Regions from separate parts of the Homo sapiens genome. Here regions 2 and 3 are each linked to region 1. Evidence: chromatin contacts called from ENCODE Hi-C or POLR2A ChIA-PET data. All regions are on one chromosome and are shown on one strand. The core of a region is the stretch at or near the end of the contact, and the rest is flanking DNA. Distances in the headings are between cores, read along the strand shown.

The links. Hi-C counts contacts between places; a loop is a spot of excess contacts on that map. ChIA-PET counts read pairs that join two places held with the same protein, here RNA polymerase II (POLR2A). Pooled maps may share reads with other maps.
Region 2: a loop to region 1 is called in a pooled map, with 2.3 times the contacts of the local background. The contact joins two enhancer-like sites. A Hi-C loop is called at or near these places in 1 of 50 pooled maps. POLR2A ChIA-PET finds 5 or more read pairs at or near these places in 3 of 52 experiments (GM12878, K562 and activated T-cell).
Region 3: a loop to region 1 is called in a map of endothelial cell of umbilical vein, with 4 times the contacts of the local background. The contact joins two enhancer-like sites. A Hi-C loop is called at or near these places in 3 of 168 maps with a recorded cell type or tissue (K562, endothelial cell of umbilical vein and natural killer cell) and 1 of 50 pooled maps. POLR2A ChIA-PET finds 5 or more read pairs at or near these places in 1 of 52 experiments (WTC11).

Annotation. Positions count from the first base shown.
Region 1 is chr2:144,594,655-144,598,964 of GRCh38, reverse strand. No RefSeq gene overlaps it. Among named protein-coding and RNA genes, the nearest start is that of TEX41, 71 kb to the left of the region's middle. Within about 2 kb of position 2,549, at least 7 of the 41 ENCODE cell types and tissues checked have a DNase peak (open chromatin) inside an H3K27ac peak, as active enhancers do; they include endothelial cell of umbilical vein and natural killer cell, where a contact is called at or near this core.
Region 2 is chr2:144,833,441-144,837,750 of GRCh38, reverse strand. All of the region lies in intron 2 of TEX41 (testis expressed 41), which reads right to left. Among named protein-coding and RNA genes, the nearest start is that of LINC01966, 46 kb to the left of the region's middle. Within about 2 kb of position 2,055, at least 8 of the 41 ENCODE cell types and tissues checked have a DNase peak (open chromatin) inside an H3K27ac peak, as active enhancers do.
Region 3 is chr2:144,450,522-144,454,831 of GRCh38, reverse strand. The region is part of intron 2 of ZEB2 (zinc finger E-box binding homeobox 2); the gene reads left to right. Among named protein-coding and RNA genes, the nearest start is that of ZEB2-AS1, 67 kb to the left of the region's middle. Within about 2 kb of position 2,156, at least 7 of the 41 ENCODE cell types and tissues checked have a DNase peak (open chromatin) inside an H3K27ac peak, as active enhancers do; they include endothelial cell of umbilical vein and natural killer cell, where a contact is called at or near this core.

The DNA of each region.
Region 1 (4,310 bases), core at 1,300-3,799:
GTAGTCGTTATTCCCCTGCCTATTCCTCACCTTCTTCAAAAGAACAGTCTAAAACTCTTGTGATCAGGAATGTGGTGTCACGATAAGTTTAGGGAAATATGGGGTTAATTGCTATGGAACACATTTTGATTTCACTTTTCTACAAGTGACTACACTCAAAAATACTCATTTTCCAGCATCTGCTTCATAGGAAGATGCTCCTGAAATGTTGTTAGGCAGGGTGGGGGACATGGCTGCCCCCTAAAAAGGAACCACATTGCTGGCATCATGGCCACTGGCATAGGACAGAGGACTACCTGTTACTGTTCCCATTTACAACCAGAACCAGACACAACCAAGGATCACTCAAAGTGTTACAAGTGAAAGCATTTCGTAAATTGTAGTGTAATCTGCAAACATAAGAAGTGATTATTATGTTCTTATTCAATCATGTAGAAATGGATGTTGGTTATAAGTGGGGAGAATTCCTACAGCTTTTTCATTCCTTAAGGCTGGATCACAAATGTACCATCACAACCAAAGCTAGTTTTAAACAATCTAAGCAATTACTGTTGCTGAGAAGAATGACGATTTGACATGTGTAGCGTCAATTTGACCATAATAGTTTCACTTCAGCACTAGGTATTTGACATTCATTAGTGCTGAAAAAAGTAAAGCGCGGTTTTATCACACCTTTTTACATTTGGTAAGTGATAGGTCCCACCCAATTAAAGTTCCATTTTATTTTAAATGATAGATTTTACCAAAAACACCTCACCTAAACCCCATCTCATCTATTTATGTCAAATTCTAACCTCCTCTTAAAAGTACAGAAGCAGATATATCCACTAAAATTGTTCCCTGCCATACTTGGCTTTGCAATACACTTATCTAATAAATTTTATACCCTTCTTTCCTACCCACAGAAAATATTGGCTTTGCTATTTGTTTTCCTCTCCTCCTAATACCATCCATTCTCTGGTTCTATTATTTCTAAGTTCATGTACTTACAGGTCTCCATTATGACAAGAAAATATATTATTCGGTCCTTTAATCCTTCCATCCTTAGTCATGTTTTAAAAATACTTCCTTCTCCTCCTCCCTCTGTCAGTAAAGTGAGAATATAAAAAAGACACACAGTACATACAACATATTTATAATGTAAAAACAATATTTAGCATAATTGGCTTTGTTTTAACTAATGTGCAGAGCATCTCTAAATGCATGTCCTCCTTTATGGGTTGCCGCTTTCACATGATTTTCCTTTGATGTGAGATTTTAAAGGCTAAGGACCCATTCTCCATTAAGCCTTTGGCGCTGGAATTCTCCCATCTAGGAAGCCGCTGTGTTGATGGCCCAATCATTGACTTTAGTATGTTGAGGAACCTTTTTACATACAGCTAATCATGTGCATTTTTAAGTCTTAATTTACAAATGCATCCAGATACATTGACATAAGGCCGATGCACACCATCCTGCCTCCCTGTCTACATCACTAATTTGACAGCATGAAAGTGTTAATGCTAATTTTATTTTGAATTTCCTAATTAAACATTTCTTTTATCCTGGACAGAAAGATTTATCATAGATTATTAGCAAATTACTCATCTTCTACTATTAGAAATAGTTTTAATGAGACCATACCTACTGGGAGGAAATAAGCAACTCATACCCACTCCAAGCACATGCAAATTGTTGCCATGTTTTCCAACTCGCAACTTCTAGAAGTCAAGTCTATACCAAGCCTAAAAAAGAAAAGCCCGCCGAATGCAGTGATCACGACATTCACATTAACAAGCATTCTAAATTCACTGTCTTCCAGGTCAGAGTTAACATAGTAATTTCCACTCAAAGGACACTGGTCATCAAATCCAACATCCTTTTATTTTATTCAAAATAAAAGGACAAAAATGAGATATAAACACAACTTAGAAAGTCTATGAGTTCATTTAAGAAGTGCTATTTAAGCTGTAAAGGATTTCCTGTCATTCTGGTTTTAAATAATTTTATAATATTCTTTTGTTCTTGGGTTACTCTATATCCAAATAATCATGTATGTAAATGACTCAATACAACAGTAGATGCCCTGACAATGTAAACATTATTGTTTATCCAGAAGCATTATATGTTCATGCAAAAAAAAAAAGTGGCATTAAAAGCTTGTGGTCAGATCAAAAAACCACAACTGTAATTGTTTATTTATATAACTTACCATTACTCTGTAGTGTAAGTTTACATTTTTTAAAAATTTCTAAACGCTGAGTTAGTCTTAGAAGAGTGAAAAATGCATGGTTCGCCTAAATGATTAAAGACAAACAACTTAGGTCTATGCATGCAGCAAAATGCTTTAATATGGAAATTATTCATTTTGCCCAGGCTTATAGTTTTCATTTTTATGCTGCCCTTGAAACTCCATGATAACAGGGCCATTCAGTGGAATTTCTGCATTTTTCTCTTCAGTTCAGGGCAGCTGGTTTCTTTCCTCTCGAAGCAGAAAGCTAAAGTATATTTATCACTCTAACAGTGACTCAAAACAAACAGGAAGTCTTCATCAGCCGGCTCCTGGGCATAGCTGATATTAGGTACTGGCAGAAAGGAAACAGAGACCTCATTCTCTGAGAGTCCGACAGAATGTACATGCAGATGCAGGCGATAACAAAGTTAGGGATGCTCCCAATGACCACCATGTTCTCCCAGGATTAAGTGCTCTTTGCAAGGCTCGCCAGCTTTCAGAGTCTGTGAAAATTCCTCAGGAGTTTTCCTTTCCATTGCAGTGTGAAAGAGAAGTTTGAACTGGATACCACGAGCCTTACAATCCTTGTGAACCTATGCGCCAAAGGAAACCTGGGAGGGAGCTATTCTGGGAGATTTGGCTTTGATCTGGTTGCTAGGAAAAAGCCCTGCTTTTGTCTGGAAGTATTCTGAATGGCTCCTTCAGTCAGAATGAGGCCTGCAGGTCACTGTCTGAATTAAGTGAAGAGGATTTTTTTTAACACTAAAAATGAAGTTGTCGCTGTATGCCATAATAAAGCTGGAGAGAGTAGATCGTGCTGCTGAGCAATGGTAACGGCTCTTTGCTACAACCTAAACTCCAAGGTATACTGTGAAAATCACTGAAGCGTGCTTGCAGATCAAATATATGCAAATATTGCTCAGTGGCACATATGTTCCTAGAGACCTTTGCCTTCACCTCCTTTTCAAATGAAACCTGTTTCAGATTCAAAGCCCACTTTGTTTTTATTAATACAAATGTTCACTATCAAACCATTTTTTTATCCTTACTAATAGAGAGGTTATACAACTCACACCTAACTTTTTTCAGCCAAACCAAACTCCAAATGGATTGCACTGCAAACTACTGATACTAATGCAAAAGTATTAGGCAATACACTTTGGGGGGTCCTTTCAATATTTTCTTTTTTATTTGTCAGCTAATCTCTTTGTTTATGGTAATGTATGTACCTTTGTATAAGGACTTTACAGCCATTATCTAATCTTCACAGATCCTGGTGAGGTAGAAAGGGAGCAAATCTTATCTCCGTTCTACAGATGAGGAAACAGAGATGAAGGAAGGTTGAGTAACAAGCTCACATTTTAAGTGGTGCATTCTGTCCAGATGAAAAAAACAAAAAAAAAAGACAGTATGGCACGGGCTTTGTTTTTCCAGGAGTGAGGCTAGATTTTCACCTACCACCCATCTGTTCACCAGTCCCCTTAATGACCGGCATTTCCCAGTGACTGCACACTTTCCACACAATCTGTTGAGAAAACACGCAGCAAACTGACCCACATGAGGATCAAACCCTTGACCTTGGCACCACTGGCATCAGATGCTTGTGAACTGAGCCACAGACTGAAAGCCTAATTGCCCCCAAGTAGAATGGGATCAATTCCTCCCCTTCTCAATCATTCTGGAAAAGAAAAGAAGGGCTAATTGTTATGAATTTATCTAGTCTTGTTCTTCCTCAAGCTTGAAATGTATTTTACATTCCAAGCAAATCCTAAATTGTGAGATATAATATAAAAATAGCAGAGAGCTAAGAAGTAAACTACATAAATGAAAATTTAATTTTAAGAAAAAAAATAAATGAGGGGGAAGTATACAGGAGCTGGCACCTTCAGGACCACAGCATCACCGCTGGTATGAAGTGGTTCTTCACTTGTGTTTGTACCTGCAAATCTAGATGGTAAAGATGAGGAAAAGTTAACAAGGAAAGAGACTGTTTTCCAAATAATATTAAATATCCTCTTTTAAAGACAGTAGACGATTTTATTCCTTGGAAAAAGTTATAGTAAAAATATAATCAAAACCACTGGAGTATTAGGTAGAT
Region 2 (4,310 bases), core at 806-3,305, 240 kb before region 1:
AATACACAGGATAGTATGTGGCATATTTCCAATATCCAGATACTGAAAAATGCATCGATAAATTTACAGGCAGAAAACTAATACTTTTTGGTCATTATTGTATTTATGTATTTCTGCTAGTAATTGGTTTGCTGGTCTCCTGTGTAAGATTGTTAAATCCTTCAGAACAGGAATCTTATTCATCCTTAATAATAGATAATCCATTCTTTAAGAAAGTCTAGAAAATCTGCTATATAGAAAAAAATTTCACCAGGTATTATACCCTTGCCTTGTTTTCTTTAGAAGGAGGTATATAGAATTTTTAAAAAGTTATTTTTTCCTTATGGTTGTCAGTGATTAACCCATAATTCAATCTTGATGATTAGTGTGACCATTAGGGTTAAAGCTATTTCTTTATCCAATTAAGTCTTTGCAGGAAAACATAGGTAGATGCATAAGTTCTTAAAAATAGGCACAATTAGATATCTCAGTGGTATATGAATCAGGTAACTCTTTTAGGCAGATTTTTGAAGGGAAAAAAAAAAAGCATCAAATGACCAGTCATTTCCCTGAACGCCTCTCTTATTTTAATAGCTATTACTCTCATCCCATACTCATCTCCCCAGAGATACTGTGTTGCATTCTTATCCTAAGTCTTCCAGAAATTAAAGATAAATACAAGTCTCAGAGTACCAACAACATTTCTCTTTGAGACCCTTCTTATTTGTTAAACCAAAACGGGGTGACGCCAGAGGCCAGTCTTGCCTGCATCAGGTGAAGCCTTCCCTGGGTAAATCTATTACACAAGACTATTCCCTCAGTCCTGAGCCAAAAGAAACAAGAGTAAAAGCACAATAATATGGTAATATCATTCCAAGATCCCAAAAGTATCTGTAAAACCTCAGCTGGAAGTTGATTTAACCTCTTTGGTATTGTCATGTGACCCCCGAGGTGGTACCTTCCTTCTCTAAGTGAGTGGAGCGATTACCATTACCCGTGGAAGCCAGAGTTCCCCAGTGACTCGGAAGAGTCTTGAGAAGGGATAAAGTTTCATAGCTTATTGCAATTCTTCCAGCACTGAAATCTCCTGGAGCTGGAACTCATTGAGAAATGATGAGGCATTTGAAGCTGCCTGAAATAAGGGCTCTCTACTCAAGTGACTGGCTAGTCCATAGCCCACCTGAGAAAATGATGAAAAACTGTGCTCAGGAAAAGAAAAAAAAAATCCAGCCCTACAATGAAGCAGAGACAGCAGTTACGAAGCTGACTTAGATTTAGGCTTGTTGAACTCTTTAGATTCCTAATAGCCCATCCGCACTGGAGGTTTTCAGTGCTGCACTAATCTTTTAATTTCTCCCCTCTGATTGCTGTGATAACTCCTATACTCTGGAAAAGATAAAGAACTGAGTAAACAAATCGCCACTCTTCCAATACCAGAATAAATGCATTACTACAGATTTACCAGATCTTACAGAAATCGTCTTTTCCATAGTGCAGTCTCCCCATGGAATCTCTCTCTGGGCGGTTTCCCACAATGCAGAGTAAGGGGGGAGAAGTTCACTTACGGGGACGTAACTGAAGCTAACCTAGAATTTGGCTGTCATCCCACAAGAAGCAAAACAGGAATGACAGGCCCCCTTTGCATTCACAAAATACTTATTGCCACATCTGAATGGATTTTCAAGTGTAGTGGTGATGCTGGGCTCATGAGCCTCCCTCTGTCTGGCTGCATGAGTTACATACCCTGTGTATTTTAAAATAGGCATCACTCAATCAAGTTGGTGATAATGGCATCTTGTGAAGCACACTTACAGCTATGGGACAAGCTACATGAGCTGAGGAAGGCTCTCAGCAGATGCTGTTGGGGGAGTGGTGAAGAACACACAGAGGCAGAGGGAGTTGTAGCTACAACAAAAAAAAAAAGGAAAGAAAGGAACATTCACAGAAAAGGAAAACAAACAACTGACTCATACAAAAATGGTAAATGAAGGAACTAAACACCTCAAAGACAAGTTGGTAATCAATTAAGATGCTGAGGTGCAGCAAGATGGCAAAGGCTGAGGAAATGACTTATCCTCTAGGAATGCATCTTATTGCCTGTGTGGACATTAACCTGGCTCCAGAGAGAGATGCTTTTATACAGTTTGCCCACTTGAGGAAAAAAAGGAAAAAAAAAAAAGAAAAGAAAGAAAAAGAAAAAAGGAAAAGAAAACCAGAAACAGAAAATGGATGTTTAGGGCAACTTGTAAGCCCACCTGTGAAGCCACTATTCTGCTGTTGGGGACCTGCTGCCTTCTATTGGTGTCCCTCAGTGGGCACTGTCAGCATGGAAACAAGCAACAAGCTGCCTCCAAGAAACAAGAACAAATTTAAAAGAAACAGAACGATCTGGCGATTTTTTTGTAAGAGCATAAATGCAAAGGACAAAATTAATGGGTTAGAGAGGCACATTCAACTTCTTCAGAACTGTGAAATGAGGAGCAGGGGGAGAGAGCACGGGACAGAGAAAGGGAGGAAGAGCTCTAGAGAAAGAGGAGAGCCTACTAAAGAAACGAGCCCCCCTGTACAGACAGCCTGACGCCAGATGGCTTCTTCTAATAAATATTCAACCTTAACTCTGTTCCCATGTAACTTTGTTGTAAAGCTGCCAGCACACCCACACAGATCTGGGCCAGCAAAATGATTACAGTAGTACAAACAAAATAGTGCAATAGAGGAAACAGACAGACAGGGTCCTGTCCACAGACAGTCAGGGCTGGAAGATGTGAGTTGATGGGCCTTTAGATTTAATGCCTCAGAACTCATAATAATAAGTGGCATCGGAGGAGGGGCACCTCAAAAGCCAACAAACATTTAACTCTTGTCTCCGCTTTGCTTCGGGTTTCAGCGTGGAAAACATGTTCAACTTTTTCTTCAGAGATCACGAATGAGATGCTATATCTTAAATATTACTTTCCAACACAACCTCTATGTCTATATTTAGAGTAATAACAACCATACTGAATTCCCCCACCACATTTACTTTTTTAAATTGTAGCAATATATGAGACTGTATTTTAATAGTTACCTTACCAGTTGCATAATAATAGATGATTCACCATAATTTTTCTTTATAAAACAGAGGAGTAATTCTCTATAGAATCATCTGTGTTTTCTTCTTTCCACTCCCCCACCACTACCTCCCCCAACTTGCCTGAACTATTATTTAAGTGCTGTTTAAACATAGATATGGATACCTCTCCATTCTGGTGGGGGTGGGGCAGTATGCGTTTCAGCGTTTTGAGGAGGGGATAATTTGAAAAAAAATGATAGCAGAATAAAGTGTCCTATTAATGAAGTAATACATGAAAATGTTGAATCAATTAATGCCAAAACTCAGCTTGACGAAAACGGTGATATGGTGAAATATTCTAGAAATATATACTTTGGAGTATTTGAAAATATCATGTTAGGAACAACTACCAGAGAAAGATATAAAGCCTCTGTGATTTTAGTTTTCAAATGATATATATGAATTGCACTAAACCAACTTAGTAATGAAATATAGCTATTTACAGCCAATCATCTAAAATGCTTGGCATAAAAATGAGATTATAACCTTATTTTATTTTCCATTTTTTGATCTCATATCTAAAATTGTCCAGAAAAATAATCCCTAAAAGAGTCCATCGTAAGCCAAGATTTCTTTTACCTCAAAATCAAAGATATATTTCATGGGGCTATCTCTGAGCACTGATAACTGCAGGAATGAAGATGTAAGAAAAACTAACAAAACAAAAAAAAAATTAAATACTTACCAAGAGCTAGATAAGTTTCGTTAAGTGCATACTGTTGTTTTGACAGTTTGAGAATCTGCACAGATTTTACATTTTATTACACTGACATCAAAAGCTGTATTGATAGGAAAGGACCACATTTCTAACAAAGAGAGACAGATAAAAATTAGCATTTATCTTCTGGTAATATTGAGCTTTCTAATGGTAAATCATAGTATTTTCCTTTTTGTGCGGAGAACTCTCTCAGGGAATGGAAAATGCATTGGAAGGTTAAGGCTTCCCAATTAGGGACATGATGGAGACTAGTCCTTGAAAAGATGTGTATAAATTGCACACATGAAATATAAACAATGCAAACATATCTGTATACAAAATATGCAGTTGTGCATTCAAAAAGGGTAATGGCATGCAATAATGGGAAATTATTTGAACATCTGTTTGCACATTAATCTGCATATTTTTGCACATGCAATCATCCATTTGCATCAGCGTATTTTGCATGTCACATGCACACATTAGACACCTGTTATTAAAAACTAGGTCCACAATGTGCTG
Region 3 (4,310 bases), core at 907-3,406, 140 kb after region 1:
GGAACGAGGGATCATTTCATGGATTCTCTCCCAACTTTGAAAATCCTGGGTTCAAACAAAATCCCTACATTCTGAGCAGGGTTGAAGCTTTTAGAATAAACTATAAGTGGAGACAGTCATGTGGGTGTCAGAATAATGAGCCTTCATATAAGGACATCCTGTTTCAAAAGAGTTTGAACTGCAATATTAATCAAAACACAATAGATACTCACTGAGCATGGTTTTCACAAAAGTATTCATCAAAGGGCAGCTGCATTCAAAGCAAGAGATTTAGGTAAAATAAGTTAATCCTTGATCTCATCCAGGTTTGTGTGTAAATTTTGAATAGGGAGGGGTTCTAGTGATAGCAAGCGTCCTCTGGATGATAAAACAAAAAACGTGGCATGGGAAATTCCAGGTTTATCTTGTGCTTCTTGTTCGCTTTTGATGGAATCTTAATAGTGACTACACAATTAGGATCAGGTTTATCCTTCTGTTTATAGTTTGTAATTGCTCTGGAAATCCTGAGTTTCAGTAGTTCAACTTTTAGTTTTTAAGCAGTCGGTGAGTTTTTTAAAAAGTTACTATCGGATAATGTTTCATAGTTTCTAATCCTATTACAGCAATGTAAAATAAACTGTATTTCCCAAATACGAAGCAACATCTTTTATTCCCAGACCTCTTACTTTGCAAAGAGGAAACACCATCTTTAAGGTCATACTAGTAATACTCCTTATTTTGTGATGAACATAATATACTTTGTTTATAAATCCTAGTTTAAAACAACAGAGATTTGTGGTAATTGACGAAGAGTAAAAAAGTCACAAATACTGAATCTTCATTTTTCAGATGTGAGCACAACATTCCTAGGTATGTACTAATATATTCTAACACGGCATTGCGCTGTCATCAAGACTTTTGTCTAAATGTCACCACTATTATGAGCAATACTTTTGCTAAATTCTTTAGTTGTATTCCCTAAATGGCAGATACCTTTGGACCTCTCTCTCATTAGCTATTAAAAAGAATAGTTCTTTGAAAATAACAGTTCTGTGCTCCCTAAACTTCTTTTGTTTTTTGTTGAGTGATGTCAACTTAGAGTTCCACACTGATTGCCCTTCCTCCTTGCTTTGTCGCCACAAAAGGGGTGAGGGGGTGCCGGAGTTTGACCCACACCTCTGGTTAGTATTAATCACACAGACATCAGGTAATCACCTAAGTGCACTCAGACATACTAATAGAATGATTTACAGACCAGGCCCTTTGTGTTTTTCTAAATCTCATTTTAATTTATTTAAAGTGACAGTGAAGCTAGACTCCAAGCTAATGAGTCTGCATAAAAATGATTTCTTTTTCCACCTTTGTGTTTGCTAAAACTTTCTGACTCTGAAATCCTGTCAGTGAAAAATTATTTGAGATGAAACACTGCAAAAGAAGGTAAGGGGAAAGGAGACAAAGAATATGATTTGATCATCAGAGACCTGCCCTGGGTCCAAGTGGGCCTCATGGTAGCCACAAGTGTCCAGATCAGACAAATGGGGACTTTTGCATATATGTTTTAGTGCTTCATCCAGACTTGAGTGCTTCACAGAGTCTGTGAGGCAACTCACATCCTTTGGTAGCTAACAAATTGGTCCTTTCTGACCAGCAAGCAGTTTAAGAAAGCTAAGCTGTGTTGTATGCGTATTAAATATAGCACGAACTGCTTGGCTTTGCTTAACCTTAGTTGTATTAACAGATTGTTTGTTTTGATGACTGCGCCGTTAGCATGCCAGATGATAAGGAAATGGTTTTGGATTAGTTAGGACCTATAATATAGAAACTAAATAAGATGATAGACTTACAAGGATATACATTTCCTGTAAAAAAAAATGAATTCCCTTATCAGGATTTACTTGAAAGGAATATGTCTTATTACAGAAGGAGAATGCCTTGAGGAATGTGGGAAAGATTAAAGGCTTTTGTCAGTAGTTTAGGTTGGGACCAGGTTTCCTGTGTAGCCAGCCCCCCTGTCCCCACGTAAATGTTTTGCTTTTCCTCCTCTCTCTCTTTCTCTTTAAGGGGAAGAGTAAGCCCTTCTCGCTGCCTGGCGGTGTCAGATTAAATACCGAGATGGCGACAGGAAAAAGGCTGGAAGGAAAAACAAAAGACAGGGGGGTGAGAGTTATCAGGTTGGCGACGGAACTGCAGGCTTGTCGGACTCCAATTTACAGAAATCCAAACAGATTTTAGTTGACACGATCTGCAATCATTACCGCCGGAGCAGAGCTAATTAAGAAATTAGCTTTCCTGATTGCCTGTTCTCACAGTGATGAGTAGTTGAATAATGTTGTATGGCTGAAATGTTCTAAAACCAGACAGTTTAACAAGTGTTTAGCCTTTTGTGGTGATGCTGTATTTACTTTATCTATAATATCTGTGCTGCATCACTATTTGTTTCCTCTCCTTAGAAGCACCCCTTGACTTTTTTTTTCCTTTTCCTTGGTTCACCCTCTTCTTCTTGGCATTAAGTCAGAGCTTCCCCCCTTACTTCAGCCGCGTATAGGAGAGAATTATCATACAGATTTGTGGCATGTGGTACAGAAAAGTTATCGGAAACTTGTGGCACATTCAAAAGCATATTTCCTACCCGTCTAGGCATTTTTCACAAGAAAATATCAGGTCCAAAGTGGCATTTGAAGTTTCTGAATCTGACTAAATGCAGAGGTGATTGTGAATAAATAACATTAAAAGGCTTTAGTCAGCAAAGATACAGTACGAGTGAGTGGAGCTCATTAGAAACTAGCCGTGGACCCCAGATATGTCAAAGGGGGGTTTGCTGAGAGGTGACCACGCAGTCTTCATAACTTCCTCATCTCTCCCACAACTATCAAACACATAGGAAGATGTTATTTGGAGAAAAAAAATAGTTATGTTTAAAAAGCTTGACAAAGAAATTAATCAAAATGAGCTTCATGGACCTTGTAAAATATGGTCCAGGCACATGTAATGCATATGTAATAGGCATGCGTACCGATGTGTCCATATGGACAAATAGAAAACCCAAGAGTTAAAAGTTTCTGCAAAAAGACAACAACTTCTTTCCAAATTAAATAGAAGGCTTATTTGAATATAAACTTTCTCGCAATACAGCAAAATAACAAAGATTGGACAAAGGTTTCCAGGTGTCACTGTTGAAACTGCAATGGGAGGTAAGAGTATTGCTAGCTTCCCAAATGAACCACAGAAGGGGAAGTTGCATCATTCAAGATGCTTATCCTTTAGGATTTCCAAGTTTTAAAATGTAAATATTCATCTATGGAAAAACCAAAATTTCCAAGTTTTCCTAGTACACCTTCAAATCATTTCTACACCTAAGAAAAATAAATACTAATTTTTCTTAATGAGGCCTAATAACACCTTTAACTTACCAATTTAAGAGACGCTAAGTCAATACAATGTGCAGGTCCCTTCTGGATATTTATTTTCCTAAGCACAAATTCATTTATACCGAAAAAACAGTGGATGAAATACTAGAAAAATCTTTTCTGCACTGGACCTCTCTTTTCCAGATTTACCTAAGAGAATCTTACCAGGAATGGAGATAGACTTTTACTTCCTAAGTAGATTTAAATTTAACACCAATTTATTCACTCTAGTATTTCTATATGGGAACTAACAGCTTCTATAGGACCTCTACAAAGTGCCAGAAATATGATCTCATGTGTAGTAATAAATTTAAATGTGTTTTCTTTTACATATTCTATCCCTCCGTATTTTCCCAATCTCTTCCTTTTTTATGACTCCCCCACTCTCAGTTTCTAAAATCACTTGTCCACTCCGGAGACCCAGGGGCACTGCCTAGAGAAGGAGCTAACTTTAAAAAAAATAAACCAGGCTGGTCACAGTGGCTCATGCCTGTAATCCCAGCGCTTTGGGAGGCCAAGGCAGGCGGATCACCTGAGGTCAGGAGTTTGAGACCAGCCTGGCCAACACATGGTGAAACCCCATCTCTACTAAGAATACAAAAATTAACCAGGCGTGGTGGTGGGCGCCTGTAATCCCAGCTACTCGGGAAGCTGAGGCAGGAGAATTGCTTGAACCCGGGAGGCGGAGGTTGCAGTGAACCAAGGTCATGCCACTGCACTCCAGCCTGGGTGACTGAGTGAGACTCCAGCTCAAAAACAAAACAAAACAAAAAAAGCACCATACTCAGAGCTGCTATAAGTAACATGCAGTTGTAAGCCACACACTTCTTTGCATGATTCTTATTTTAAAGATTGGAAAGTAGAATTCGTATTTGTTTGTTGTACTAATTCCAGTGGTATACCTGGAATTAATAAATGGTACTA